2 separate regions of the Homo sapiens genome follow, and region 1 is linked to region 2. Evidence: read pairs that join two places in POLR2A ChIA-PET (ENCODE). Cell type or tissue: A673. All regions are shown on one strand. Links, peaks and the distances in the headings refer to the core of each region. The heading gives the core; the rest is flanking DNA.

Evidence for each region. Peaks named below come from ENCODE experiments on the same cell type or tissue, not always from the same donor. Only the 100,000 strongest peaks of a DNase experiment are listed, where the experiment ranks them.
Region 1: POLR2A ChIA-PET joins it to region 2 with 16 read pairs; 2 of 35 experiments call an interaction of 5 or more read pairs at or near these places.

Annotation. Positions count from the first base shown.
Region 1 is chr11:32,063,341-32,079,169 of GRCh38, reverse strand. No RefSeq gene overlaps it. Among named protein-coding and RNA genes, the nearest start is that of RCN1, 20 kb to the left of the region's middle. In A673, for the core only: CTCF peaks have their summits at 6,978 and 7,177 (motif pointing right); DNase peaks (open chromatin) are centred at 5,739 and 7,159; H3K27me3 peaks cover 5,381 bases.
Region 2 is chr11:32,174,441-32,190,269 of GRCh38, reverse strand. No RefSeq gene overlaps it. Among named protein-coding and RNA genes, the nearest start is that of SNORA88, 38 kb to the right of the region's middle. RefSeq lists enhancers at 13,082-14,326, 12,831-14,780. In A673, for the core only: no CTCF peak of the experiment used is centred there; no DNase peak of the experiment used is centred there; H3K27me3 peaks cover 7,307 bases.

The sequences.
Region 1 (15,829 bases), core at 2,584-10,583, 110 kb after region 2:
CTCATGATTCAATTACCTCACACCAGGTCCTTGCCACGACGTGTGGGAATTGTGAGAGCTATAATTCAAGATAAGATTTGGGTGGGGACACAGCCAAACCATATCACGCAGTAATTGGTTTAGTTATAAGGGTGGGCCCCAATTCTGGCAAAAGAGCAATTAAGGAAAGTTTCACAGGGGACTTCCAAAAACAGCTTCCTCACTCTCAAGAACAAGCCACAAGAAAAGATGGCCCCATGTGTTCCCCTGAGTGTTGTGAAATCTGGATGTGAAGCCTGGGCCTGCTGCAGCTATCTTCCCCTCTCAGGAAGAAGCCAGCACTGAGGATGGCAGAATAGCGATGTGGAAAGAATCTTTCTCCCTGATAAAGGTTGGGTTGCTGAATCAATCTGCCCTAAAGGCCACCCTACCTCAGGACTTCTGTTCTATGAGATATTAGAATTCCTTATTGTTCAAGCAAGATTGAGTTTGAGTTCCTGTTACTTGCGTCAAAATGCTGTAAGAGGATAGACTGTGTTCCTGATATGGTTTGGCTGTGTCCTCACCCAAATCTCATCTTGAATTGTAGCTCCCATAATTCCCACATGTTGTGGGAGGGACCGGGTGGGAGATAATTGAATCACGGGAACCGTTTCTCCCATACTGTTCTTGTGGTAGTGAGTGAGTCTCACGAGATCTGATAGTTTTATAAGGGGAAACCCCTTTTGCTTGGCTCTCATTCTCTCTCTTGCCTGCTGCCATGTGAGATGTGCCTTTCGCCTTCCACCATGATTGTGAGGCCTCCCCAGCCATGTGGAACTGTAAGCCCATTAAACCTCTTTTTCCTTATAAGTTACCCAGTCTTGGGTATGTCTTTATCAGCAGTATGAAAACGGACTAATACAGTTTCCTATGTATATTGTAAGCTATGCTAAGGGTTTTTTTTTTTTTTTTTTTTTTGTTGTTGTTGTTGTTGTTGTTGTTGTTTTGCTTTTACCCCAAAACCAATGAAAAGTCATGAGAGAGTTTTAAACAGAGGACATAATTCACATTTGCACTCATGCCGCTGTGTGGAGAGCAGGTTCTAGGGGGCAAGAGTGGATGAAGGGAGACCTGTTAGCAGACCTTTCCTTCAGGAAGAGAATATGGAGTATCTGCCTTGGGCCCCACACTTGAGGTGAGAGGCTGCAAAATGAATATCTTTTTAATGAACCATCATTAAAATTCAATTTTGAGTGTCAGTTTTTAACAGTATCTTCTGGAGCCAATAAAAGATGCCAGTGCCAGTACAGAGTGGCTCCCTTTTAAGGGTCAGTACTTTGGATAAACTCTGCACTGACTTGAGTTGCTATGGGTCCCATTTTCTTCTAGGGATAGCCCCAGAGGGTGGCCTGGATAGAGGGTGATGGCAGTGGAGGTGGGGAAGAGTGGCAGAAACATTTTAGAAGTAATATTTTGGTGATAGAATGAATAGATTCAATCAGAGAGAGAGAGAGAGAGAGAGATGACCCTCAAGTTTCTGTGTAACTGGAGGCAGTGAAGGTGCCATTAGGTGAAATGAAGAAATGTGGAAGGGGCTTATTTTGGGGCAGGGGTTGATTCTGAGTTTAGTTGAACATGTTAATATACCTTTGTAATATTCAAGAAGAGGTTTCTAGAAGGTGGGATATGATACTCAGTTTCTAGAAGGTGGGATATGATACTCAGAGGACAGATTTGGGTTGGAGTGAATAATACTTTAGTCATGCCCATTTTAGGAATTAATTGAAATCATGGACCTCCATGTGAAAGGGCTTTGGGAGAGAAGAGGCTTGGGAGAGAAGAGGCTTGGAAGAGAAGAAACCTAGGACCAGGCCTGGAGGACTGGGCAGAGGTAGATGGGGCCTGCAAAGACCACTGAGAGGTTTTTGTCAGAGAGGTAGAAAGGGAACAGAAAAGTGGCTTGTTATGGGAGCAAGCGGTCAGAGTATTTCAAAAATCAGAAAATTTACTGAGGTGCTGATAATTGTTGAAGAGTCAAAGGAGAAGTGTGATAGTCTCCAAAGATGGCCCCAGGGAAGTATGCTTCCTGAAATTCATATCTTCGTGTAGTGCCCCCAACACTGAATGAATGGGGGTGGGGCCCGTTCAATCACTAGACTGAAGCAGAGGGGATGCTACGCGACTATCAAGGTCACAGAAATCCTTGCAACATCCATCTTGGTCTCTTGAAATACTTTCTCAGTGAGACGCCAGCCCCCATGTAAGAGGTCTCTTTACCCATAAACCCCCATGCTGTGAGGAAGCCCAAACTACCACGTGAAGGTACTCTATGGAAGGGGAAGGAGAGAGAGGGAGAGATCCCAGTCCCCAGTTGTTCCTGAGATCCAACCTGGATAGCAGCCATGTGAAGAAAGAAGCCATCTAGGATGTGAAGCCTTCAGATGACGCCAGCTCCTTAAGAGGCCCCAAGTGAGAACTGCTCAGCTGATTCCAGTCAATCCATGGAACTATGAGAGATACAGATAAATTCCCGCCTTAAGCTATTGAATTCTATAACTGGAATAAGATGGGAATTGATCAAATAAATATCTGTTTGATTTGAAAGAATGGAGGTCATTACTGTTTCTGGGTGTGACAGGAGCAGAAGCCAGATCTGACTGGGTTGAAGAGAGGGTGAAAGCTGAAGAAATTAAGAAAGCAAACGTGGTGGCTTTCTGGAGACTCCTTCAGCTATGGATGGGGAGGAGGAAAGTTGGTAGCTGGAAGAGGATGTGAGGATGAGGGACAGATTTTCTGAAAGTGGTCTCCATCATGTAAGTATGTTTAAAAGTACTGCCTATGAAGTACTCTTGATTTAAAAAAAAAAAAAAAGACAAATATGGGGGAATATGGGAGATAGAGACACAAGTTATCAGCACTTTAACAATGTGATCAGCTAAGTCAAGAGTGTGGGACACTCTATGTAACAAATGGCCCAAGAAATCAATGGCATTTAAAAAATATAAAGGCAGGGAGACTATTAGAGGACAAAAACAACTTAAGAGACAAAACAATGAGATACAGTATGAGAACCTTGTCTGGATCTTGATTTGAACAACCCAACTATAAAAAGACATCCTGGAGACAATTGGGAAAATAAAATATGGACTGAGAATTAGGTGATATTAAGGAATCACAGTTATTTAGCTGTGATAACGGCCTGGAGGTTATGTTTTATAAAATTGGCCCTTATCAATTAGAGACGCATAATGTGATGGCCCAATACACGGAATTTTCTTTAAAATATGGCCAGGTGCAGTGGCTTAAGCCTGTAATCCCAGCACTTTGGGAGGTGGAGGCAGGTGCATCACCTGAGGTCAGGAGTTCAAGACCAGCCTGGCCAATGTGGGAAATCCCATCTCTACTAAAAATACAAAAATTAGCTGGGTATGGTGGTGCATGCCTGTAATCCCAGCTTCTTGGGAGGCTGAGGCAGGAGAATCTTAGAGCCTGGGAGACAGAGTTTGCAGTGAGCCAAGATTGTGCCACTGCACTCCCGCCTGTGCAACACAGCAAAAACTCTGTCTCCAGAATAAAATAAAATAAATAAAATATATACATTGATAAAATGGTGACAATTGTTGAGGCTTGCTGATGGGTAAGTAGGAGTTCATTATACTAGTTTCTCTGTTTTTGAATGTATTTGAAAATTTTTATAATTTATAAGAAAAAGTTTAAAATTTTTTATAAGTTTTTAAAACTATATTGAAACACATTATTATTATTATTATTATTATTATTATTATTATTATCATTATTATTAAAAAAGGATTTAAAGGTAACAATCAGGTTAACATTCACTTGTGGTAGCCAGGTATATAGTATGTGTTCATTGATGTAATGATTCTCCTCCTGGGATATTGGAGAGAATACTCACACTAATTGTCACTAATGATACTCTACGAAGCCAAAAAGAGCCAAGGGGAAGGATTGATTGAAAGGAGGTGGATGAACACCCGAAAAGCAGGAGGCATGTTGATAGTGTAAGGTTCCGAGAAGGAGTTGGGGTGGGATCCTGAGTCAAGGTGAAGGAAGGGGCCCATGGAGACAGGGGTACATGTGTTGGTGTCTGAAAGAGGAGAGACATCTTAGAGACATCTCTAAATCTCCGATAATTAGAAGTGAGGTCAAATGCAAGAAGGGTGGGGGATCGGCAATTAGAAAATTGGAGTTTGAAGAGATTTGACAAAGTTATTGAGGGGGATGGGGAGTGTGTTTACTGGAGGAACACAGTAGAATTGCAAGGAAGTTTACAATATTAGCAAGATTTGTTATTGAAACAATGGACCACGGACCTTAAGCTGGATATGTTGAGAACAATTGAAGGAAAATGCCCATGGACTAAGAGGAAAAAGAGGTGTTGTTAGTGTGGCTACCCTGATGATGTTGAAGAATAGAACTACCTCCAGCTGGGTGGGGCATGTTGGCTCACGCCTGTAATCCCAGCACTTTGGGGGGCAGAGGTGGGCGGATAACCTGAGGTCGGGAGCTCGAGACCAGCCTGACCAACATGGAGAAACCCCGTCTCTACTAAAAATACAAAATTAGCTGGGTGTGGTGGCACATGCCTGTAATCCCAGCTACTTGGGAGGCTGAGGCAGGAGAATTGCTTAAACCCGGAGGCAGAGGTTGCGGTGAGCCGAGATCGCACCATTGCACTCCAGCCTGGGCAACAAGAGCAAAACTCCATCTCAAAAAAAAAAAAAAAAAGAAGAACTACCTCCAGAGATTTGGACTTGGAAAGTGTGGAATGGGTGTCATGCATCTGTGTGTTTAATAAGGAGTTCAGTTGATACTAATGCAGGTGCACGTGGTTCTTAGATCATACCTTGAGAAACACTGCCCTGGTGGTTGGATGGACGGTGAAGCCGGCTTGAGGCTGGAGGCCTGTCATTTGCAATGGGAAGTATGCAGGACAGACAAGAGAACATGGATCTATTTGTTATTTTTGGTGGCTCTGTAGCTTTCTTGGCCTGATGGATTGCAATTTGGGGGCCCAATTTGTCCAAATGGGCACCTTTCCCAGGGTCCTGGGTGGGCTCAAGCACAAAGGTAGGTGGCCCTGAAAGGAACCCCATCTGTGTTCTTCCTAGGGACTTCTCATTCAAGGACTTTAACCACTGGGGGTTTTGTAGTTTGTTGTTTGTTTTTGCAATTTTTGATTCTAGAAATAAAATTGAGCTTTCAAAATCAACCAACCAACCAACACTGTTGAGGTTGGCATATTTGGGCTAATTGTTTTCCTTTTCATTTAGACTTATTACCCACTGCGTGTGAGGTAGCACTTTCAAGTAAATCTTTGGTAATTCCCAGGAATAAAGCAATTGCCTTCATTTCCCAGCAGGGCATACTAAAGTGGGCTCATTTGCAGAGAGAACAGGAATAGCAGTTTTTATAGCTTAAGGCCTGGAAGAAACTGCTTTTTTTCTGACAATCATAATCCACTCATGCTTTAAAAACATGTTTCAAAATCAAAAGGACTCCAAGAGTCTGGGATATGCTAGAAGGATATATTAAGACATAGCTCGTTTGTCAATTTATCTCTAATCTAGATAAATTTACCTCCTATTTCTCCTCTCTTGCAGCTTCCTCAGCCACAGACCCGATGAGTTGCCTGGATGTCAAAGAATTAAGCCTGCCTTGAATTAGCAGAAGCAACAGGAATCCAGAGGGAATTGACTTTTTTTTCTTTTTTTCCCTGGTCTCCACTGTGATTCTCTGATTCAAATTTGCGGTGGCAGAATGAAAGGAAGGGGGGTGCTCCTGGAGGGAAGCACTGCCCCAGCAGAGGCCCTGAGGGGAGCAGGTCACGTGGCCGATGTCCCGAAGGCCTGACTGAAGCAGAGCAGAAGCAAGGCTGGCTGGGTGTGGGGGGTGCTGAGCAGAGGGGCTTTGAGTGGTGTCTGGGGAAATCCTGAGCCATTTAAATGAACCATTTAAATCTGACAGACAAATTGGTGTTTTAAGAAGATTTACCAGGCAGTGATGTGCAGGATGAGGTGGGGGTGGAGCCGAGGCGGGGTTGGGGGGGGTGCGATGTTAACAGGGGTAGGAGGAGAATGAAGCTGGGAGAATAAAGATTCTGCTTTGAGTCAACAAACACTTACTAAGCACCTACTGTGTACCTTGCCTTGCACCAGGCACCACCTTCAGGCATGCGCCCTCTCAGTGAATAGAATCAGCATCTGCCCTTTCAGCTAAGCCAGAACCTAGTTTCCTTGGTGATGCCTTCCTCTCCCTTTTCTCCGCAATGGATGGAGTCCTCCTGTAATGCCACCTCTTACCTCCGCCTCTTCTCTCCTTCAAGCCACTGACATCTTTCACTGGATCCCAAGCCTCCAGTCTGCCCTCTGTAACTCCTCCACCTGGAAGTTATTGGGGTGGGCTGGTGGGGGTGGCCTAAAACATATGGAGGCAGGCCATCATCCCAACAGGTACCCTTCAGTGGGCTCCCCACTGTCCTCAGGTAGAAGTCCAAACTCTTTAACAGAACCTGGAGGCCCTTGATATCTGGGTACTTAGCTCTCCTTTGTTTTCAGGGCTCTTGCCCTGAATCTCGCCCTACCTTGAATCTTGTGACTCGGCCGTGCAAAAATGCTTCCAGTACCTCCTCTGAAGGGTCACATTCTCTGTCCTCTTCCCTGTGGTGATAATATCCTCCTTTGTACTCCTACCCACTGACTTATTCTTCAGAATCCATTTAGAGACCCCTTCCTCCCACAATTCTTCCTGGTCCGCAGGTCCTTCCCAGTGTCTTCAGGAACTGTCTCTGACGCTCTCCTGGGGCTTATGACATCATATTTTCACTGACCATTCTCCTCTACATTTGAGCTTCCAGAAGGCAGGGACTGCCTCTTCCTTCTCACTCAGCACCCTCCTGACACATAAAATGTACTTAGTAAATATTCATCAAATGTGAATGAATGACTTTACCAGAATCTGGGGTGGGGGCAGGCGAGAGGTGTTGGTCCCAATTTACAGATAAAGAAACTGAGCTTCAGAGAGTGATTTAATCATTTGTTCAAGGCCTCTCAGCTTCAAAGCTCAGAATCCACTTCAGGGTGCTGATTTCCCGACCAGGGCTTTTTCCTCCTCTTTGCAGCCACAGGAATGGAGGTCATTAAAGAAAAGAGTCCTGCACAGTGAATTCCGGTCTGACTGGTCATTCAGCAAGCTTCCAGTAGGGGCCACTGAGGGAATGAATGCAACAATAGGTGAAGAGCCTTTGATATATTAGGAAGGGATTTCATAAACTGGAGTATTATTCGGGTTAGAGATTGGAAGGGCTAGGAGTCCAAATGAACCGTTTTCCAACATAATTTGAACATTTATTTCACTATGTATTATTCAATACACAAGCCCTCTCTGTTTCTGAAAGCTGAAAGATCTGGTTGCATGTGTTCATTACTCTTTTTTTTTCTTCACTCCAATAAATGCTCTTTGCCTACCTTTTTTATTTATTTATTTTTTGATTGACTGGAAGAACCACATTGCAGAATGATAGATATTGTTCATTTAACGCCAACATTTACTTCTCCCCTAAACTGGTGTTCTGTTTGTGATTGATCAGACTTCTCCCCCATTTAGCACCCATGTAAAACATTGCAAAAGATTGGGTCTGCAGCTCGGATAACATTTTTGCAGCCATCTATTCAAGCCACAGCAGGCATGCCGAGTGGCATGGAAGCTTTTAATGAAACGTCGCCGGATATTAGGGTTTTATGGGCTGGAAAACAGTACAAATCAAAGCACTTTGCTTACTGTTTATCTGTTTAGAACATTTTTATTTCCTAAACCTAGCAATGTTCATCTTTTTCATCCAGCATTTTGGTTTGTTTTTTTTACATATTGATTTTCCTGTTCACTGGCATGCCCTGATGAAGTCGGAGCACTCACATGTGCTGTCTATACAAGCATGGGGCAGGAACAGGAGCAGTGGGGTGCATTCTCTGCCCTGAGACCCCTTAACTCCAAGGACAGGAGAGAGCAGTGCTCACTGTATTTTTTAAAAAGAAAAACTTGTCTTTCCCCTGTGTGGTTTTCCCTTGAGCCATCAGGATAGCTAGGCCGATCATTTTAGTATCGTCCCAACCTTCACATAAAAATCCTACAGCAAAAGCTGTGTTCTCGCCTTACATTTTATAAGGAGATGTAATAGACAGGGTCCCAGCAGGAAACCAAATCCATCAGGTGGTTTACCCAGGGGTTGGCAAATATTTTCCATAAAAGGCCAGATAGTAAATATTTTTGGCTTTGCAGGTCACATACAATTTCAGTCGCAGGTATGTTTAGACATACCTAAACAGTGTGTGTGGCTCTGTTCCAGGAAAACTTTCTTTGCAAAAGGAGACTGGGAGGGTGGTATTTGGCTTGTGGGCTAAAGTTTGCTAACTCCTGATTTAAATTAAAAGACTTAAGGGACAACGTACAGATACCTGGTCAGGGTCAAAGGAACAAACACGGGATGCTGAGATGTCTAGAGACTAGAAGCAGAAGGAGCCTATTACTCCCTCAAAGGCTGATAGACGTGGTGTGACCAGCACCCAGAGGGAGTGGGTTCTGGGGAGGCACTAGGGCAAAGAGGATGCATGGAAGAAATACCCCAACCTCTTCCTCCTCCCTCCTTCAGATATCCTGCTGGTGCCTCCCGTTGTCTGACCCAGTCAGGGGCCAGCCAGCAAGGGGCTTGGTCCTCTGAGGCTTGCAGTCCTCAGAGGTCAGCATCTCGGAGCACAGAGCAGGTGGAGAACAGATCAGGGAGGAGGTGGGGTGAATGCAAAAGGAGGCAGAGCTGCGTGGAGATGTCTATTTGGGGACTAATTTCTTAGACCCACTCCTTTTTGAAGTGAAATTCAGTGTGACTGGCAGCATCCCCTGACCCTGGCCATGCACCATGACTTTATTCCAAAGAACTAACCGTCCCCCTCATGTGATGAGTATATGATCTAATTCGGGCCAATGAGACACAGGCACAGAACTTTGTGAGCTGTTGGGAAGGTTGATCTCTCCATCCAAGGTTTGAACTTTGGCAGCCAACTGAACACATGGTGGGGCCCTCACCAGGGAAGAGCCTGTGGTCAGTAAGTACAAGGGAAGGCAGAGTGTATGGGGGTGGGAGGAACCCCGGTCCTGATACTGTCTGTCCCTGAACCCCTGGATCAAGCTGTACCTGAAATAAACACCTCATTTCTCAATTATGTGAGGCAATGCATTTTCCCCATCTCATCACCATCTTTTTTTTATTTTTCTTTTCTTTTTTTTTTTTTTAACCAAGACCAGTTCTCAGTTCTCTTTTTCTGTCAACTGACGGGATCCTGCCTAAGAGAGAGAATCTAGATTTGTCTCTGGAGCCAAGGTCTGCCCATTCCACAGCTGTGTGAACTTCAGATGAGGTACATCTAATCACCAATGCATGCAAGAAGTAATGATTCTCCTGTGTGCATAAATATTTTCATGTGTGTATGCAGCTGCGTTCAAACAATGATATTTATTTCTAGCGTGTTCATTTCTGAGACACATAAAAAAATCTTTCTGAATATCTATGTGGTATGAACCTCATGTGTCACAAAGGTAATGGATAGGCATGGTGAGATAACCATAGCAACCCAGCAGGTTCTGCAAGATCACGTCATGTGAACACTGCAGCTCAGGGACACTGATGGTACCTGCCCAGGTCTATGTTGTTTGGGTGACTTTTCCTTCGCTTGAACAGAGGACTTCTTACCATGCCACACCTCCCATCAGTCAGTAATTCATTCCCCAAATGTTGAATTTTATGGACCAGTAAAATGTCCAAAATAAAGAACTGGAAGAAAGTTGTCAACTTTTTATTTTGCTAAGTGAGGACATTTAACAAAACAGAAAACAAACAACTCCCATCTATTCTCACCCTCACTTTGTGAAAGAAAAGACACTTTCACAGTCTGAAATTACAGATTAAAGAGAAGCCCTTAAACAGAACCCATTTATCTTTAAGAAAAATGCATGACTTCAGGGATGCTGTCTGTTTGGAAACTCGCACACAACTGGCACACCTGGATGAGGGGCACAGAGGGCCCAAATGCAGTTCTCACTCTGCTTGCCAAGACATGCCCCCTGCACGGGCTGTGTCCACTCAGATGAAGAAGTTTGCTTTTCATTACACAAAAGGTCTCCCTGCTTTCTAAGCCGTGTGCCGACAGGGCTGTGTTTGCAAGGGCAACCTTCTCTAATCTGCAAAACGCTTTCAGAGCTGGCAGCGGCCCTGCACTACATTGTTCTGCTTTAAAAAATTTCACGGGGGCTGTGCTTTGACCAGTGCCTGGCACTTAGTAGGTGCTCAATAAATATGTGCCTAATGGATGTTGAATGGCCGAAAGGAACTCCATCAAGGACCCATCCTGATCTGCAAGTTGACGTTAGGGGCCCCGGTGGTAGTGTGCAGTGAAGCTATGGGAGTCAACTTTGCGTAACTTTCTTATCTCATCAGTGTTCAAAGGGAAGGGAGTGGAGAGCAAGATAAGAGAAGCCCCTCCTGCTTCTTCGCTCCTTGAGGGGACCATAAGGAAACCAGCCTTGTGCTTGCTATGGCTTATTTAACACATTTAGCAGCTCAGGCAACTGATCCTTTGAAGGGTTAAATAATCTGCTCCAGGTCACCCAGTGGCAAAGTGAGATTTTGACTGCAAAGTCACAAATATGGCTGAGATTTGTGTAGTGTTACCCCAGGCTCTTGCAGTCAAGGAGTGCATCTGTGGACGTCTGCCCTGTGTCCCTAGGAAATTGCTCAGCTGTGGTGTTCGTGGTCAGTATCTCCCCATCTCGCTTTTCACCACCTCGCTCTCTGGCCACCCCTATCAGCTTCTTGCTCCCATCTGATCTGGAATCATGGAAAGCATGACTCAGAGAGGGTGTACTAGTTTCTTAGGGATACCGTAACAAATTCCCATGCACTTGGTAGCTTAAAACGATTCAAGTTTGTTCTCTCACAGTTCTGGAGGCCAGAAGTCCAACATGAGCTTCACTGGACTGAAATCGAGATGTCGGCATGGCTGTACCCTCCAGTGTTTAGGGGGAAATCTGTGCTTCTTCCAGCTTCTGGAGCTACATTCTTTGGCCTGTGGCCCCTTCCTCCATCTCCAAAGCTAACAGTGTGGCATCCTCAGATCTCTCTCTGCTTCCGTCATCACTGCACCTTCTGATGCAGTGAGCCCGATACCCTGCCTCTCCTTTTTTTAGGGACATGTGATGGCATTCAGGGCATCCAGATATGTCAGGATAACCCTTTTGTCTAAAATCCTTAATTTAACAATGTCTACAAAAACCTAACTGTGTAAAGTAACATTCACCACTTCCAGGTATTAGGACCTGTTATCTTTGGCCATTATTTAGCCTACTACAGAGGGTAAGTGACCTGCCCAAGGTCATGCAGCAAGTGTGGGGTTCAAACCCAGGCAGACTCCCTCCAGTCCACACTTGACCACCCAGCTGTCCTGCTAAAGGGATAACAGAATAAACCATGATTCATATCAAGGAAGGGATGATTTGACATCCAGACACAGCTATTTGCATGAAGCTATTAAATTGCCTTGAATATTTTTGGAAGTGAAAGCTAAATTAACCAGCTCACCCCTCTGTGCAGCTAGGCCAGGTCTCTGTCACGTTTTTTTAATGGGCTTGTGAAGAAACACAGGTTTGTTCTGCTGTTTGTAGCTCAGTCATTGGACTTGAGACCTATTAATAAATTTGAAATATCTGCTTAAGGGCTAGAGGAGGAAAAGGGAAGGAAGGCAGTTAAAGAGGGGGCAACAATAAATGCCCAAGAAACTGGGTTTCTTCTCAGCCATAAGCCTGTCCTCCAAGCTGAAACCAGTGGAATCTGGTATCTCCTAGGGGAACCCGAGGGTTGATGAGTGCAGAGGTTGAACAGAGGTGCCTGATTGTCTATTCACTGCTTGGCCAGCCTAAAAACTCTCCTCTATCTGACACTTTTCCTGCTTTGTCCTGTGTTTGCTAGTCATGGAACTGAGTGAAAAGAGTGAGCAGATGGTGTGCAATTTCAATGATCTAATGATTCCGACCTTAAAAGACCAGGGAACAGGTGAACAAATCCATGCTTAACATTTATTAAGAATCTACGTGCCAGACACATTATATAGTATTAATCTTCCTTAACCCCTTTTATAGATGAAAGAGCTAAGGCATAGAAAGGTTAAATGACTTGTCTGAAATAAGACAGTAAAGCAAGAATCTGAACCCAGGTCTGTGTGGCTGCAAAAGTCATGCCCCGTGTGATTGGTTTTAGAAGACCCGAATTCTCCCATTCTTGCTTCACCTGCTCTTTAATGTGGAGAAAGCTTGTTCAACATGTGGCCCAACTTTGAATGAGGCCCAACACAAATTCATAAAATTTCTTAAAACATTATGAGATTTTTGTGTGTGTGATTTTTTTTTAGCTCATCAGCTATCACTAGTGTTAGTGTATTTTATGTGTGGCCCAAGACAATTATTCTTCCAATGTGGTCCAGGGAAGTCAAAAGATTGGACATCCCTGGTAGAGGTTTAAGGTCTGGCCTCTGGAGGCAGAGTACAGGGGTTCAAACTCTGATTCACCTCCAGGCTCCGTAAACTTTGCCAGGTAACCCAACCTCTCCGTGACTCTAGGACATTGAGATTCATAGCAAAGTGCGTGGAACAGTAACTGGCTCATTACAAGTTTAGCTATTACTATTACTATTGGCACATCCAGTAACTTAGGCAAGAGAGGTAGTTTATCATCAGGATGTCACTAAAGGTCATTGACGTCAAGCCAGAATTGAGTACAACTACTAGGTAATAAACAGGGCAAAAATCCATCTCTTTACCTTGGTTAAAGGCATGCAGTTAATACAAATAAACAAGAAACCCAGAAGCCTGGAAGAACTGAATACTACAATAATTATAATAAACTGTGTTTTCTTTACTTTCTTGCAGATTTTAGCTGAGAAATACCCCCTTAGCATCTGTGACATGTTTTCTAGAACTCAGGGTCTCAGCAGTACTACAATACAGGACCTGCACAGAAACAGTTTGCCGAGTTATCAGCACCATCGAATGTTTATGTGACAGAGGCGGATTCTCAGTCACTTCCCCATTCACTGTGACGGGAGCAGACCTCACCAACCACCTTGCACAGCCTATGCATCAGAAACAGTCAAGAGGCTGCTCTGTGCCTAATGCTGGCCTGGGTGCTGCCAGGGAGGCAGAAAGCAAATAAAGCATTGTCCCCATCCTCCAAGGTGACTTGTAGAGTCAAATCATCACACATGAAGTCAGACAACAGTGTGAGCTCCAAGTGTTAGCACAGGGATGTAGTCAGGGTTTGGCTATGGGTTGGCTGCAGAGGTGTGAATGTGCCCCATAGGAGGTGGGACCTGAGCTTGACATTTGAAGAATAGTTGGGATTTGGATAAGGAAAGGGAAAAGGAAAGGGCATGCCCTCAGAGGGGATCAGAATCAGCAAAAGTGCTGATGGGGAGAAACTCCCATTGAACCATCACCTGCTGATCCTGGGCGCTGCACATTTTCTCTTCGTTCACCCCTGACCTCAGTGTTTCCCATTGGAAGCCTATGGTGGCAATCACAGAAGAGTCCTTCTCAGACTGGTCTAAATGTAAAGATTTACTGTTTGGAGCTCAGATATGGGACTGCTGGTGCACGTGGTCAGGCATCCAGCAGTGGAGTTGGGTTCAGGTTTTTTGGATGAGGAGAATGAAGAAGGCTAGGATAATGGAGAAGTAAATGATGAAGGCATAGAACTTGTTGAAGAATAAAGACGCCAAGAGTGAAATGGTGAAATGGAGAATTTAAAAAAGAAGACAATGAATAAGTGGAGTAACCCATTTTGCAAAAATCTTACTGTGGCTTGACTGCTTTTGCCTGGTGACTCTCTGCCCTCTCACCTGAGTGGGGAAATTTAGTTCCTTCATCCATTCCTTTTGGGGTCTGCCTGTCTGTAGAGAGCATGTGCTTGGCTCTGCTCTTGGCTACAGGGTAAACGTGGGAGTAAAGCCTTTGCCCTCATGCTCGGGAGGAAGCCTGTAGCTTTTCTAGTGATGCCTGTTGCAGGGGAACACATCTGATTAGCTTTGAGTTTCAATATTGGGGGTCTGTGGTAGGAGAGCTTACACGTGGCCAATGACAGTTGAGCAGAAGTGATGGGTCACTTCTAAGTGGAAGCTCTGAGAGTCAATGTGGGGCTCACCATACTTACGTTTCCCTCTCCTCCATGATAATTGAAAATGTTCCAGTTAGAGTCTGTTCCAATTGCTGTGACTCCAAGTTAAGGTGCCATGGAACAGATCCTCAGCTGGGCCACAGTGGATCTGTAATGTGATAGAGAACTAAATTTTTGTTTTTAGCCAACAAGACTCTTGGGTTGTTTGTTACTGCTGCATAAGCTACCTCTCCTGCCTAACACAAAGCCTACAGTTGCTGCTGCACATCTAAGCAACTTTCTGCAGCAGCCCTATTAGTAGTAGATTGACATTTGCATCTCCATCTGCCCTACTTTTTTCCCTTTTCTTGTGTTCTGTTGGGATAGAGGTTGTTATTATTTGCATTCCCTCATACTCTAATAAGTGCCCAGTCTGTGAACTCCAGGTAAAAATTAATCTTGCTTCTCACTGTACAAAAAGGAAAGTTGGAAGCATCAACAGAAAATGTATTGGTGAGTTTTGATGTTGTGAAGTGAGTGGAAGATTATTTAGATAAATGAATTAATCTGATTGAAATGGTTCCCAGAAGTAAATGTCAATGAACCAGACGTGGTAATTTCTTGCTCATGAAGTAGTGTTAGTATGCATGTGACTTGAAGTTTATGTTAAAACACAAGCACTGAATTACCTCTTGGGGTGTGGATGGTGTAGACAGGGCATGTGGCCACCATGAATGGAAACTGTCTGTGTCAAATATGGTCAGCTCAGGCAGGATGATGGGCCAGACTCAAGGTTCCCAGAATTTAGTCGTGAATCATAAACAATAAGGCAAGGCCAGAAATATATCTTTTGTGTAGAAATTAACATCAAGCTATCTGTAAACATCTGCTAAGCAACATCCAAGTGGCTTCTGTGTACTGGCGGCTTCGCTTCAGTGCTTCAGAATAACAAGTGTTGCCTTCAGAGGGAATAATTGCTCTCTTAAAATGTGTGTGTGGGAATCTTAGGAGATAGTTACCTAGTCATATGCACATTTCCAAAAATGGGTTGCCATTAAAATGTGTGCCCAAAAAAGGGATTAAACAAACAAAATATCAGGAAAATGCTGAGTTCAATTTTCATGTTTTGTTTTGGATTTTGTTTGTTTGTTTTACTGTAGAAGCTTCTCAGAGGCTCTCCAGAAGGGGTTATGTATTAGTAGGAAACCACTTCCTGAAATTTTTTGACCACAGAACAATCGACCAATCAGTCACTCGATCACTGATAGATAGGTAGATAGACAGACAGATGGAGGAATGGAAGGATGAAGGAATGGATATGGGCATAGGTAAATAGAAATATTTAGCATTTCATTCGAATATTTGTAAATAATAAAGAGTATTAAGTGAACTTATATAATAAGTATACCTTTGACTAGATAAACAGACTTCCACTGATGTGAGCTCTTACAGTGAAAATTAAATCAACTGAACAATTAGGATGCTTTTGGGAACAGAAAACAAATTTCTATATAGAAGGAACTTAAACAATAAGGTTATCTGTTATCTCACGTAAGAAGTCTGGAGGCAGAGTGCTTTCAGAATTGGTTAATTCAGCAGCTCTACAATATTATTTGAATGTAAATGTTTTCTTTCTTTCTGCCACTGCTTTCTGAA
Region 2 (15,829 bases), core at 5,119-13,118:
GCGCCACTGCACTCCAGCCTGGGCAACAGAGTGAGACCTCAAAAAAAAAAAAAAAAAAAAGGTCAGACTGGCGAGAATGGCATTAGCTTGCTCATGGTCTCCACCAGCACTGTGGCACGACGATCAAACGCTGCTGTCATACTATCAGTGGGTCCAAACAACTCTGCCTGGTAAAATAAGGGGCCACATTATTGCCAAGGAGAGGTGAATGGAAGGCTGGGGTGTTTGCTGCCAATTGTTGATCGCGTTATATCCAAATCAGCATCAATATGGGGCTTGGGATGGGAGTTCACTGTAATATATCTAAAATCTTGAGCAGCACTCAGAAAAATACAGTTCAACCATTCCACTTCTAATAATGTGTTGTTATTGTAATTGTATTACCCAAATCTTATTTCTTTTAAGTTTTTCTAAAACTCTAGCCCTGAGTCTCTCAACCTCGGCACTATTGGCATTTGGAGCCTGATAATTCGTGGTTGTGGAGGGCTGTCGCGTGCACTGTAGAACATTTAGCACATCCCTGGACTCTACCCACCAGGTGCCACTGGCACATTCCCTGCCCCCAATTGTGACAACCAAAAATGGCTCCAGACATTGCCAAATATCCCCTGGGGAGCAGAATTGCCCCCTGGGGCTTGGGGTTAAGAACTACTGCTCTATAGAACTTGAGAAACAAAAAAATAAAAATAAAGGATAAAACAAAAAGAACTACTGCTCTAGGTCTATTGTATTATAGGCCTATTGTATTATATTTCATATTATCAGGCCAGTTGGCCAGCCAGCATTTACTGGGTATGTGCTAGAAGGCACCGGGGTCACAATGCGATTGGAGTTATGTTGGGAGGTCTCTCCATCAGGCAGAGGGTGAGTGTGACTGGGCCTTGAAGGGTTGGGGTGGGGAGGAAGAGTGAGCAGGCATGCACACAGCCTGTTTGGGGCCCAGGAGCATTATGTGTGGAGCAGGAATAGAAGAGAAGCCACGGCAGGTGGGTTGGGATTGGAGAGTCTTGAATGGCTGCACACAGCTGGGTCAGAGACTCTCAGGGGATAGGGGTTTCTTGTCAGGGTGTGGGGGCTGTAGATGAGTAGGGATCCCATGGGATTCTTCCTCATCCTGGGTCTGAGGTCTCTCCCTCAGCCCCTGGGGTGTGAGATCCTCACCTCTGTCCTCTGCCCATCGTGCAGATGCTGCTTCTCCTGCGTCCTCTGCATCTTGATGCTTTCTTATTCCTGCTCCTGGTTTCTGTTGGGTGGCTTCTCTCTGAAGCTCTCTGTTTACACTCTAGAGGGAGACTTTGAGTCTGTTTGGCGTAACAAGTTACCATTATCCTCCTTGGGCAGTTTTTGCACTGGCTACATCCTAGGTCATGGTTAGCCTAGCGCTGGGTGGCTGTGAGGCCAAGTGCTCAGCCATGGTCCAGTTCTCAGCTCTGTCTTGCTTGTGGATCTGCCTTGGGCTACTTTCCATATGACAGAGTGTGACAATGACTGGCACCATGGTTGACGTATCTGGAATGACAACCTAAGGGGTTGAGATTCTAATTCTGCAGACATTGAGCAGGGTCTCTAGGGTTCTGAGGGAGTGAAAGCTAACACCTCCCTTCTCCAGGGGCTCCATGTTGGAGAGGGATAGTCCTGAGGTTAAGCCTGGCCTGGATTCAAACCCCAGCGTGTTCACTGTTCACTTACTTCAGGCAGATTTAACCACTCAAAGCCTCAGTTTAGAGGTTGATGATGATGATAATAGTATCTACATCTCCAGCAAGCAGGGACTTTGCCTTTTTGCTGCTGGATCACAAGCTCCTAGCACAGTGCCTGGCACATAGTAGGTGCCGAGTACCTGTTTATTAAATAGGAATAGAGGCATTTATTGAGGATTAACAACACTCCAAGTGCTGTTCTAAGCATTTTACATGCACCAACTCATTACTTCTCACACTGGTGGGAGGGGGTAGAAACTGTTATTAACCTCTTTTTCCAGATGAAGAAACTGAGATCTGGAAAAGTTAAGTCACATAATGGAGGCACCTACAAAAATATTCAGGCAGCCTGGCTCCAGGACCTAAGCTCTTTGCTACCATGTTGTGTTTTTTTGGAATCCAAGATTCATTGATATAATCAGAAAAAGAGTAAGCCCTTAACAGATGGTAGCCACTTAAAAAAAAAAGAAGACACTTCCCATTAAACAGTAGATCCTGAAAACATGAGAAGGAAAGAACAGTACCTCAATACTAGGTATTATACAAATGCTTATCAGCTGGACAATCTGTCTGACCCTCTGTCTCTCTAGAACATAGGTATAGTTAAAAATAATTCTAGTGATGGCCAGGCGCAGTGGCTCATGCCTGTAATCCTAGCACTTTTGGAGGCCAAGATGGATGGATTGCCTGAGCTCGGGAGTTCAAGACCAGCCTGGGCAACATGGTGAACCCCGTCTCTGCTAAAATACAAAAAATTAGCCAGGCATGGTGGCACATGCCTGTAGTCCCAGCTACTCAGGAGGCTGAGGCACGAGAATCGCTTGAACCTGGGAGGCAGAGGTCACAGTGAGTCAAGATTGCACCACTGCACTGCAGCCTGGGCAACAGAGCGAGACCCTGTCTCAAAAAAAAATTTATAATAATAATAATAATCCTCAGTGATGATGCAGAGTTTACTGTGTTCTAAGCCCTTTATCTATATTAATTCTTCTAAAGATCGAATGAGGCAGGCATTTGTTATTCTCTGCATTTATAGGAGAAACAAAAAGAGGCACAGAGAAGTTAATTGCTCAGTCACACAGCTAGGAAATGGTGATGCTGGGATTTGAACTCAGGTGGTCTGGCTCATAACCAGTAGGTTATGCTGCCTGGGGAGACTCCCCTATGTGGACTGATTATGATGATACAGTCTACCAGTCACATGCAGCAATAGTAAGACTTTTCAGAGTCTCTGTTCCCCCAAGCAAAGGTGAAGGTATTTTAAATCTCAAATGTGTGATTCAGAGTCATGGCATGAAAATACCTCTGTGTGCTGCATAAATTGTGTGCAATCTCTGCTTCATTTTGCATGCATGCTTGAAGAACATTATTTTTCTTTCTATTACTTTGTGGCTTTTTAGTGTCTGGACATTCACCTATATTATCTCAAATATACTGTGAATTCCTTAAGAGCCATTTTCTCATCCAGAACTGCTTCATACCATGATCCTGACCACAATGGCCTCCAAACCTATATGAACCTATTTAAACACAATGCAAAACTTCTTTGATTCACTTGTGTCATTTGCAGTTAATGGAAATACCCTGAGTGTGTGTCATGCCCAGGGCAACGTGGAGGATAGCAAAGGTGGATAAGGCAGGCTTCTTGTTTCTGAGAGTTTGCAATCTACAGGGCCAGTTTGCTATGAAAACAGCCGCATATAATGAAGGCAGAATAAAGAAGTGCTCAGTTAAGATATAAGATGTGTGTTGTGGAAATGCTGTGAATGGAAGAATTAATTTTGCTTGGAGAGAATGGAATATTTTATCTGGACTGAAAGGAGCAAGGATCATTATGTTGGGAAGGAGGGAAAGGTGCTTGCCGCTAGGTGAGGTGACAAAAGTCAGTTGGGACTACATTGTTAGAGGATCCAAGTGGCAATTGAAGGAGTTTGAACATTATTCTGTAGGCAGTGGGGAGCCATTGAAGGATTTTGAGCAGCAGAGTGACATAATCAGCTTGTATTTTAGGAAGACAACTGGGTCAATGTGAAGGCCAGACAGGGGAAGGAAAGACTGGCTGCTAGGAGGTCATCTCCTAGAAGGTCATTTCAGTAGCCCAGGTGAAGGATGAAGGGGCCCTAGCTAAGTGGAAGTAGAAATGAGTAGGGGGAGATGGATATTTGTGACTGTGGAAGTGAGTTGACACAACCCAGTTACTGATCAGCTATCAGAGGTAATTGAAATAGAGGAACTGAAGTTAACGAGTTTGGTTTCCATCAAGATGAGTTTGTAGTGACAGAGGAGCCACAGAGTGGGCCAGATCCTATCCTCCTTTCCCCTAACCCACAGCACTGTGCAGTAACAGCCTGATGCCACATGACCTGCACAGGAGGTGATCGTCCTGTCTTTTGAATTATATCTGATAGAGAAAGATCCCAGGCCTTTTCTTCTGGAAGTCAAGTTACTCAGAGGCCCGATATAGGCCAAGGTCATTTCTACTAGCACCAAACCCACAGCTAGGAAGCAACTGGAAATGGAGGCCATCTGAGCAGATCAGGGTGAAGAAGATGTTTGAGGAAACAAATTCAGAAATGGAGAGGCGTGACTCAGGAATGTGAGAGATCTGGCCCAAGGGAAGTGGGAAGGCTCTGAAGTTCAAGCTCACTGAGGAGACTTGTCATTCCCCAAAGACCTGTCTCTGGCAGGGGACTCCTAACTGAGTACCACCAGGGTTTTTCTGGATGTCTCAGGTGAGTTTTCCTCCTTTACCTGAGCCTGGCTCACAGGTTAGTATCTGTGCACAGAGTCTCCTCTTCTCCATTATTGCCATTCATTTCCCAAAGCTGTCTGACGCAAACTAGGACAGGTGCCTTATTTGGTGCTGGGAATACAAAGGATGAATTCATACCCAGGCTCTCGACTCAAAGACCTCATAATCCCATGAGGGAGGCAATTAAGGAAATTGGAATCAAAACTTTAAAAAGGAATTAAACGTTACAGAATTCAAAGGAGGGAGTGATTCATTCAGCCTGCAGTAGGTGGAAGGGATGATGTTGATTTGGATTTTGAAGAATGGGGAGCAAACCAAACAAGAATGTGGCAAACACACTTTAGGCCAGGGCAACAACACAAACCCACTGAAAGTGTCCATGGAGATGGTTCTCAAAGGGATTGAGTGCAAGAGGAAGTCAGGGAAGGAACTGTCAAGATGCTGATGAGGAGGGAAAAGTAGATTTGGGCTGGATTGTGGTTCTGAGGAGTTGGGTAGTGGAAGAGACATGATCACACTGTGCTTTAGGGCTGCAGCATGGAGGAGGGATGATAAGGGGAGAGATGGGAGGCTGTTGTAGTAACACAGACCAGAGATGTTGAGGGCTGGCATTCTAGCGCCAGGTACACAGAAGAGGCGGCAAAGCAGCTATTGCAGACACGGAGTTTGCAGAGCTTGGTGACTGCAGATGTCGGGGGTGAGAAAGGAGAAACACCAAGGAGGTGATGGGCCTCTGTGTCCCCAGCCTACCTCATCCCTCTTCAGGATGCTGATGTCTCAGAGTGGTCACTGGGAAGACGGATGACGGTCCTGCCCGATGTCCATTGTGGGGCCGGATAGCTGCCCCCAAACACACAGCCTTAACAAAAGCAGCCTCGTTACACTGCCAGAGAAAAGGAGATTTCATTTTCTTTTCACAAATGAAACTTGCAGTTTCAAGAAGGCTAGATTTTAGCCTGTGGTTAACTGAAGAGTCAGAGATAGCTTTTGTAACAAGAAGAGGGAAGCCGTTTAGGACTGGCCCCTTCTGGCCCCTCACAAGGCCACAGGGGGAGGCTTTTAAGAGGATGGTTTTTTGGGGAAAAAAAAATGAAGTGGAGGGTGGGGTGGGGGAGATGTCAAAAATCAGGAACAAAAAAGCTCAGGCACCTCTCCAAGCCTGGCTGAGCAGTTGCCAGGAGGCCAGGTGCTGCTGCTGGAAGCCACACTTCCCACTTGGCATGGCCGCCTGTCGTGGCAGCCATTTCCTGCGCCTGGGCTGGGAGGGCTGTCTCCCTGCTGGTGTGAGCTCGCCAAGATAGTTTCAGAGAGGGAGATAGAGAGGGAGGGAAAGAGAGAGAGAGAGAGAAACAGACAGACAGAGAGACACCAGAAGGCCCTCATGGAGTAGTTCTGTCTGGAGGCTCAAGGGACAGGCCTGCCTTCTTCATTGCTCCTGAGAATTCACTTCTCCTGCCTGGTTCTGCCTGGTTCTTCCTAGGGCAGGAATGCTTCATTGTGAGGCTCAGGAAATTCTTTATTGGTTGAGCCCTTTCTGGTTCCAGCCCAAGCCGAATTGCCCCTGGGAGTGTCCAGAGCCTCTTAAAGGATACCCTCTAAATCCAGTTCAGAGCTTGGAGCCATTGTCTTCCAGAATCAGAGCACAGGGCTGGCCAGCCTCCAGTTGCTGTTCCTTCCATGTTTTCAAGCCACTGTTGGTTCTATTTCGTCTCTGTGAAGAATCATGAGGAAAAAATATGAATCTCTTTCTAACCATCTATTTCCCAGCAGTAAGGATGCACCTTGAAATGGTTGAAATGGGCTTCCTTCCTCAGCAGTGGGTTGTGTTCCTGGTAAGCAGACTCCGGTTGAACCACACCTCTCTGGGGCTGCTTCTTCCAAGCATGGAGACTAATTCTCACTCTCATCTGGTAATTTTTAATCCAAGTCTGTGTAGTGGGATAGGAATGAATGATGCTGGACCAGACACTTATTCAGCTGGCATTTATTGAGTACCGCTGGATGCTGGGCACTGGAAAAGGTGGGAAGTACGCAATATATAAAGAGACTGTACACTAGTTTACAAAATAGTGTGACTTGGCCTCTAGGGCCAGATGACCTGGGTTTGAATTGTTGCATCATCTTTTACCAACTCCAAGGCAGAGGACAAGTTGTTAGCTTCTCTCAGCCTCAGTATCCTCATTCATTTGAGGATCCCTGTTCCTTCCTCACAGGAACAGGGATCTTATGAGGGTTATGAGATAGTCCCCACAAAGCACTAATGAGCACGGTGCCTGGTGCATAACATGGAGTCAATAGGTGGTAGCTCTTATTATGAATGAGGTTAGCAGTAGATCATTTGGGAATGCCAGAGATGAGCCCAAAGATTGGGCTTTGCCTGGAGGAGGGGACACCGACCTGAAGAGGGTAAGCAGGAAAGAGGCAACAGAGAGGTAGCAGAAAGCTTCAGTTTGGGGAAGGTGTGGTTAAAAAGCCATCTGGAAGCCTTGTCCAACATGAGTGTTACACTCACTGACTAGGTTTGAGGAGGGCATGATTAAACATTCTCCAAAAGGTCTTGGGAGGTAAGCTTTGCCTTTTGAGAACTGCAACATTTATAAAATAATGAAAGGACTAAACTGGCACAAAAGCAGTAAGCTTTGTGGTGGTATTCTGGCTTGTAATTTGCATTAGACATAATTACATTTCTTAAACATAAAAGGAAATATTTGTGATCTGCAGAGAGGGGGCTCAAACACACAAAGGCAGGTCTCTCTTGGTTCTCTGACCTATTAAGTGACAATTATGGTACCTGTGTTAAACATCTTCTAAGTGAAATAACTTGCCATTAGTAGTTCTGTGCTACTAATGCATTTCCTCCCTCAGTTGCATAAATGCCAGCATTTGTGATTTTAAATAATAGCACATAAAAGCCTAGAAGGAATCTTTGAAGTATTTGCTGACTTTCTTTGCCACCACAATTTAGAATTTCAAGTTCCTTTCCTCCTTTATTTTTCCCTTCAGAGTAACTGTTGACCCCACTGTAGCACCAAGGAATAGGAATGGCCATGTATAGCAGAAAATCTAGAATAACAGGGACTTAAGATTGCAATTATTTTTCATATAAAAGAAGTCCAGAGGGCAGACATAGCTGGTATGACAGGGACCCGGCTTCTGTCTTTTCACTCCACCTAGGCTTCCATCCTAAAGTCACCTGTGATTTAGGAAAGTTGCTGGGGCTTCAACCATCAGGGCGGGAGGAAGGAGCAAGTAGGGGAGGACAGGTGGACAACACTTCCAGCTGAGTCAGCTCCCCTGGAGAGCTTTTCTGGAAGCCCCACTTAACACTTACGTACCATTCATTGGGCAGCACTTGGCCTCTTGGCCACGCTATCTGCAAGGGAGGCTGGAAAATGTAGTCTTTTAGTTGAGTGCGTTGGCACCTGGGCTAACACTGGGGTTCTGTTAGCAAAGAAGGAAAGAATGGACACTGGATGGCAGTCACAGTCTCGCCCATGCTGTCTTCTTTGAGGCATTTCAATCTACACCACTAGCCTGTATTTTTACATGTACCTTGCTCAGGAAAATGTGGTGTTCTTTGCAGTGAAGTGACTTTTTTTGTCCCCATCTCTGGTCTGGCCCCATTAGGTATCTCAAAGACTTTCTACAGCCTGGAGAAAAATGCCAAGGTTTGCTTCAAAGGAATGTGAGGATGGATACCCAGCATTTCCTGTCTTGAATCTCAACTCTTAGAGATCTATTCTTGGCTTCATTATCTTAACTGCCTTCATTTCAGCCTGTTACTTATTCTAATTTAAGCAACTGCCTTGACTCTCCTGTTTGATGAACCCACTGGCTGAGTCCACTACCCCAACTCTGCTTTCTTAACTGCTGGGCTCCCCTGTCTCTAAAACAGAGAAATGCCGTGGGTGGTCCTTTAGGTAATGTCTCCAAAAGGCCCCCTTGCCTGTGCCCTGTTTTCAAGTTGGATTGCCTGGGAAAAACTGAACCCTAAGGGGGTACTCAGACATTCAAAATGATGGGGAAGGGTCAAGATTATCAGAGCAGCTGATGGCCACTGGGGTATGGGATGAGGAGAGGGCAATTATGTGGGGCAAATCATCTTAGCTGAGAAAGGAAACTCAAGTAAGATAGCAGTTCCATAGAATCCAGAGATCAGGCTGGGTGTGGTGGCTCACGCCTGTAATCCCAGCATTTTGGGAGGCCGAGGCAGGTGGATCACTTGAGGTCAGGAGTTTGAGATCAGCCTGGTCAACATGGTGAAACCCCATCTCTACTAAAAACAAACAAACAAAAAACACAAAACAAAACAAAACAAAACAAAAAATTAGCCGAGCATGGTGGTGGGCACCTGTAATCCCAGCTACTTGGGAGGCTGAGGCAGGAGAATTGCTTGAACCCAAGAGGCAGAGATTGCAGTGAGCTGAGATCGCGCCACTGTACTCCAGCCTGGGCAACAGAGTGAGACTGTGTCAAAAAAAAAAAAAAAAATCCAGAGATCATATTTGTAATAAAGAGCAGGGCATCCCACAGTTGCATAGTCAGGTTTTTAAAGAAATCATTGAAAATAACTCCTGTTGCCTTTTTCCTTTTACAAAAGCAGCACAACTCTTATTATTAGAAATTTTAGAATTGCAGATTAGCAGAAACATCGCAATTGAAAAGCACCGTGATTCCATTATATAACAGTAACTGCTATGAAGATCATGGTAGCTATCCTTCCAGACCTTTCTCTGTACATTCACATACATATATATACAGTCATGCATTGCTTGAGGATGGGGATACCTTCTGAGAAATGTGTTGATGGGTTATTTTATCATTGTGCAAACACCATAGAGTGGACTTACTCAAATCTAGATGGAATAGGCTACTACACACCTAAGAAACATGGTATAGCCTATGGCTCCTAGGCTACAAACCTGTACAGCATCTTACTGTGCTGAATGTAGGCAATTGCAACACAATGGTAAGCATTTGTGTATCTAAACATAGAAGAGGTACCATAAAAATATAGTATTATAATCCTATGGAATAACTATCATACATGCAGTCTGTCACTGAGTGAAATGTCATTTTTCATGCATAAATTTATTTTTAAATAAAATGGGATTACACTGTAGTTACTATTTTATTCTATGCTGCTTTGATTTAATAATGTGGAATGAACACTTTTTCTCTCTGTCCAAAACATTAATCTACTTTAGACTGCTGGTGTTCCATTGAATAGGTACCATAATTTCATTAAGGAATCAATCTATGGTTAAGCATGTTTCCAGCTTTTCACTAAACAATCCTTGGAAGATTATCTATACAGCTGAATCTCTGAACCTATCCACGCTTATTTATTTGGCATAAATTCCTAAATTGAGAGTCCTAAGAATGCATACATTTTTAAAGACTTTTGGCTAATATGCCAAATTTCCCCCAGACAGTTTCTCCCCAGCACTGTCGAGGACTGCCCTTTGGGTGGAGGGTTCATCTACCCAGGATGAAGAGCTGATATCTTTGGTAGCTTTGTAACTGCTCCAGCCCCAAACCACACGTTCCACCCAAAGGCAGTACAGTGTACACGTACTTATTCTGTAATGAAGGAGTGCAGTAAAGAGGAGGAGGGAGGGATCAGAGTACAAACCCCCAAGGCATGACAGGATAGGATTGGCCACGTCTGTCAGATTGTTTGGGGAAGTCATGTTCTCAATAAAATGAACCCAGCAGACAGATCGAAGACAGAATTCAGTGTGTGCTTATGAGAAGCTTTTGCTCACATTCCCCTCAGCCAGTAGCAGAGAGACTTTCTTATGAACATATTTGGCTTGAAGTGTTTGCATCTACTGAATCCTGTGGAAAAAGAGTGGACACCAGGCCGGGTGCAGTGGCTCAAGCTTGTAATCCCAGCACTTTTGGAGGCCCAGGCAGGTGGATCACCTGAGGTCAGGAGTTTGAGACCAGTCTGGCCAACATAGTGACATAGTGAAACCCTGTCTCTACTAAAGACACAAAAATTAGCTGGGTGTGGTGGCACATGCCTGTAGTCCCAGCTACTCAAGAGGCTGAGACAGGAGAATCACTTGAACCCGGGAGGCAGAGGTTGCAGTGAGCCAAGATCGCGCCATTGCACTCCAGCCTGGGTGACAGAGCGAGACTCCGTCTCAAAAACAAAAAAGTGGACACCAAATGGTTAATGGAGAACAAGAGTCAGGAGGAGGAGAGGCAGGCCAGAGTTGTGGGGGCAACAACTTGCTGATGACATAGTCCAGCCTGGTCCCAGCCTGTGAGGCCACCGTGAAATGTCCTGTGCCTTGCTAGTCTGCCCCAAAAGTGATCCTGACATGGCCTCAGTTCCCAGACCCTCGGCGCTTCTGTTTGGGAGTCCCAACCCTATTTCCTGGGCTGGAGCCAACTGGATCCCTGTCTCCATCACTTTGACATGAGCCTGGTAGAGTCACCTGAGTCACCTGGTTTGCTTGTTTGGCTAAAGGACCAGGCTTTAGCACCTTTTGACCTTGGGCCTTCTCTGGCTCCAAGTAACTGGAGGCTGTTAGAGTCAAAGCATCTCTGAGGGAAGAGACCATGTCACTTATGTTCTCTGGGTCCTCTCCATCAGTCTCTTTTTCTGTATCTAGTCCCATGGACCTGGTTTCCCTGTACCTCTTTGCCAGGCTTTTTTGGCGAATAAAAGCCATCAAGAGAAGAGATAAGGGATTGGAGAGTGGGTAGCCAGGTGGACAGACACAGAGAAGTGAAGGTTCTTCCTACAACAGTAGGCAGCTGAGGAGGCACATGAAGGCATGCAGAGAAGTGGAGCCCAGGCACCCTGGCACGCAGGCGCTGTGAGCCTGGTGGGTGTGCTGCTGGTGGAGGATCAGCCGATGAAGTAGTTCTGTGGCATCTGCCGAGTCCTATTAAGTGCCACGCACCAGCAGCCGCAGGAGATTTAAGAAAAGAAAAAGCCACTAAAACATCCCACCTGTTACCAAGGAGCTGGCAGAGGAGAAGCTGACCTCAACATTCACAGGAAACTGTGGCTGCTTAGGGAAGAGGTGTGTGCAGGGGCCTTTGGGAGCAGAGGGCAGAAGGAGCCTCACTCTGGCAGCACACAGCTTCCCAGAAGTCTAAGGCGCACTGAGTCTTGGGAAGGAGTTTGCCAGGTCGAAAGCAGAGGCTAGACAGCAAGGCGGACGGGTGGGCAAAGGACAGAGCATGGAGGGCTGAACATCGGTGGAGAATCTGGGGAAAAGGGGGAGTTCCACAGCCTGGAGGGTCTGGGTTACTATGTTAAGGAGGAGGAACATGACCTTGTAGGCAATTTAAAAGCTATTTCTCAGGAGCAACAAAAAGGTAGCTGAGATAGAAAAATTAGTCTTTGAGAAGAAGGGGAAAATTTTGGAGGAGGAAGGAGGATTCGAAGAAGTGGAAAAGCAGAGGAAAAGTAGGTCAGAGTGGGATGGGGGGGTGGCATGAGCAACAGAGGTGGGATTAAACAAGGCATGTGGAGGGCATGAGGAAAGACCTTCATGGTTGGCTGCAGGGTGTGTCAGGGGTGTTGGGAGATGAGGCTGAAAATAGATCATGTGGGGAGAGAGGAGGCATTGGAGGATCTTTGAGCAGATACAGGGAAATTAAAGTAAATGTTACAGGAGGATTCACTTCTTGGCCATGTATAGATGGTTTGGACAGAGGGAGAGACTGAAGGCAACCAGGCCAGTTATGAGGTTCTTGTACAAGTCCTGTGAATTCCATCTTGAGACCAAGTCCTCTTTGCTTCCTGATTGTCTGGGTCCTAAAATTACCATTACCATAGGGATTGAAGAAGGATTATCAAAAAATATATATCTAGACAGTATTATTTTACCTCCCTACAGAAATGGCTTTCTTGAGTTTCAACTTGAACCTCTGTGCTTGCCTGTTATGGAGTGCTGACAAAAGAAGCTCTAAAGAACATTTCTGTATATTTTGCTAAGCTGTCATTAAACACATTGACAGGGGTGGGTGTGTTGGCTCACGCCTGTAATCCCAGCACTTTGGGAGGCCAAGAAGGGTGGGTCACTCGAAGCCAGGAGTTCAAGACCAGCCTGTCCAACATAACGAAACCCAATCTCTACTAAAAATACAAAAATTAGCTGGGCATGGTGGCAGGCACCTGTAGTCCCAGCTACCCGGAAAGCTGAGGCATGAGAATTGCTTGAATCCAAGAGGCGGAGGCTGCAGTGAGCTGAGATCATGCCACTGCACTCCAGCCTGGGTGACAGAGCAAGACCCTGTCTTAGAATAAATAAATAAATAAATAAACAGACAAACACATTGACAGTCCTTTTACTCAGTGACCTTTCTGTAAGTAACTACACAATCAGTTGCTCTCAAATTTAGCATGAGGAAGGAAACACATCTATTCAGTCAAACTTATACATCCCTTTGAAGGCAACAGGTAATGAGAACCATATATCCTAGTGTACTTGGCACTTTTTCCTTGGCTGCCAGGAAGCTCAGAACTAAATTTGCTTTGCGAATGTGGTAACTGCCTTACTCAGTTGCTCTTTGTTCTTTCTCATTGACTCCCTATCTTTTTTTTTTTAAAAAAAATTCTTTTAAAAATTTATTATTTTTAGTATGTTTAAATAACATAATCTGCCTTAGATACTTCTGGGAAATAGACTGTATGTATAATATGATTACATATTAAATGAAATAATTTCCTCCTCCCTGGGCAGGCAGCCCTTACTGTGCTTTTCCAGGCAGCCAGAAATCCTCTCTTTGGTCCCGTTGGCCCTGGCTCATGTCGAGTTGGGATGCCCAGCCTGCCTCTCCATCAGTTCATCCCGCCAACCTCCTTAGTGAGATACACTCGCTCTGAGCCCATCCGCCTCTGTTCGCTGGCCTTTTTGGCTTGAGATGTTTTCTATCTTTTCTATATTTCAAAGCTTTGTGGTAAATAATCAATTCAAACCAGCACCGAGTCTCTCTTTCTGTAATTCTAAAAACCCATTAAATTATATTGTTGGGAGAAAACAATAGCTGTGCTAATCATGCCCTGTGCATGCGCATCTTAATTTCCCCAGAGGCCTGAATATGAATTTTTACTAACATGTTAATTTTGTGTGTTAATCAGTAGCTGTAGGCCGAATGAATGGATTGACTATGTAAAACTGTTTGATATTGAAACAACTCCTTTTGACCCCCTCAAATTGGCTTCATTCCCCTAAAGACGGTTAAAGTTAATTAAGCACTCAATAGGTTTATGGTGTTTAAATTAAAATATATTACTCCTCATTGTGTAGTCATCAAGTGAGAAAGACATCCTCCTCCTGGCTGCCTGGCTGGCTAATGGGCTTATCAAAATTCATGATGTAATAAGAAGGCCGACAAGTGCATGAGAGACTCTGGCTGTCACTCAAGGAAAAAACATGGACCACCTTTGCCCACTAGAGGGCACAAGAGAGCCATGAATGCCCATAGCTTGGCGGGTTGGTTTTGGGGATGCAAGTAGGAAAGGCCCTTTGTAGGCCAATTTCTGTCGCTTGTAAAAAAAAACCAATTTATTCTTTTTTTTCTTAATAAATGTGGAGCTCTCTTTATTTCGCTAACTCCCTTCTTTCTTTCCTTCCTTGTTTATATTTTATACCCCTCTCCTTGCTTCTTAGATTTATTTGTGATTCCGCTCTTGACAGTAGTATGCAGTAGAAAATAGCCCACATGGCTTTCAGGAAAAAACAAAACAAAACGTTGCCATCCTTCCTCTGGATAACTTTTCCATAAAATTTTCATTGTATGTGGGCGGGGGGAGCAGGAGCCTTGTGCTTCCCGAGAAAATCACTGACACGGTGCTGAGAAAAATATATAAAATAACACTTAACTCCTCTTTCCAGAAGGACATGTGAAAGCTATAATTGTACCTGCTGACTTTCCCTCTGGGCCTCTCTGGGGCTGGGGGTAGGGACTGTGGCTTTGCAACCTACCATACAGTGAGTGTTTAGATCGGGAAGAATTGCCTAATGAAACCGGCAGAGTGAAGGGGAAGGTAGTGGGGAATCCTGCAGGAATACCAGCTCTGAATTAAAACAGGGCCTAGGCCCCACGAGCTGATCAGGGTGTTGCAACTCATGTCAGATCCAAACCTGCCAGCAAATCCCATTCTTGACGATGAGGACATTAGTCAGATGGGGACAATTGTCTGTGGTCATTTTTGGCAATGTGACTGGTGGTAGAGATTGTTGGGAGATTCAAAAGGATTCTTACCAGTGGATCTATAGCTCATTTTTCATTTTTGTAGAATGGTTTTAAGAAATTTATACTTTTAGGTAGCTCTTAATTGTGTGTATGTGTGCATGCATGTTAGTGTGTGTAGGGGTGAGTCACGAAATGGACATAAGATACCACTTTTAAAGATAAGTAGCCATGAGTATCAGACAAGGAGAAAATGGGTGATATGACAAATGAAATAGGAGTCATTGCAAGGAAAACTTAAAGAATACCAGGTTGCAAAAAAAATTGTGTTTAAAGAGGTGGGAGTCAGGCCAGGCATGGTGGCTCATGTCCGTAATCCTAGCACTTTGGGATGCCAAGGTGGGCAGACTGCTTGAGCCCAGGAGTTCGAGTTCAGCCTGGGCAACATGGTGAAACCCTGTTTCTATAGAAAATACAAAAAATTAGCCGGGCATAGTGGTACATACCTGTAGTCCCAGCTACCCTGGGAGACTGAGGTAGGAGAATCACCTGAGCTGAGGCAGTCAGGCTGCTGTGAACCACCATTGTACCTCTGCACTCCAGCCTGGGTGACAGAATGAGACCCTGTCTCAAAAAAAAAAAAAAAAAAAAGAAAAGAAAAGAAAAAAGAAAAAGGGCTGGGCGCGGTGACTCACGCCTGTAATCCCAGCACTTTGGGAGGCCGAGGCAGGCAGATCACGAGGTCAGGAGATAGAGACCATCCTGGCTAACATGGTGAAACCCCGTCTCTACTAAAAATACAAAAAATTAGCTGGGCGTGGTGGCGGGCGCCTGTAGTCCCAGTTACTTGGGAGGCTGAGGCAGGAGAATGGTGTGAACCCGGAAGGCGGAGGTTGTAGTGAGCCGAGATCGTACCACTGCACTCCAGCCTGGGCGACAGATAGAGAGTCCGTCTCAAACAAAAAAAAAAAAAAGGAAAGAAAAAAGAAAAGGAGGTGGACAGACATTTTGAAGGGCATTGTTTGGCTGTCTTCTAATCTTCTTATTCATGTTTTCAGTAATAGCATGGGGCTTTATTTTCAAAATACTTTCGATTGCTAATAGTTAATAGTGAATATTCCTCAAGGGCAGTGGTTTTCCAGCAATGGGGTAGGGACCAGAACCTGGAGGGTGTGGCCAAGGGGCTGGGGGCTCTGCCCCTGCTTCTACCAGA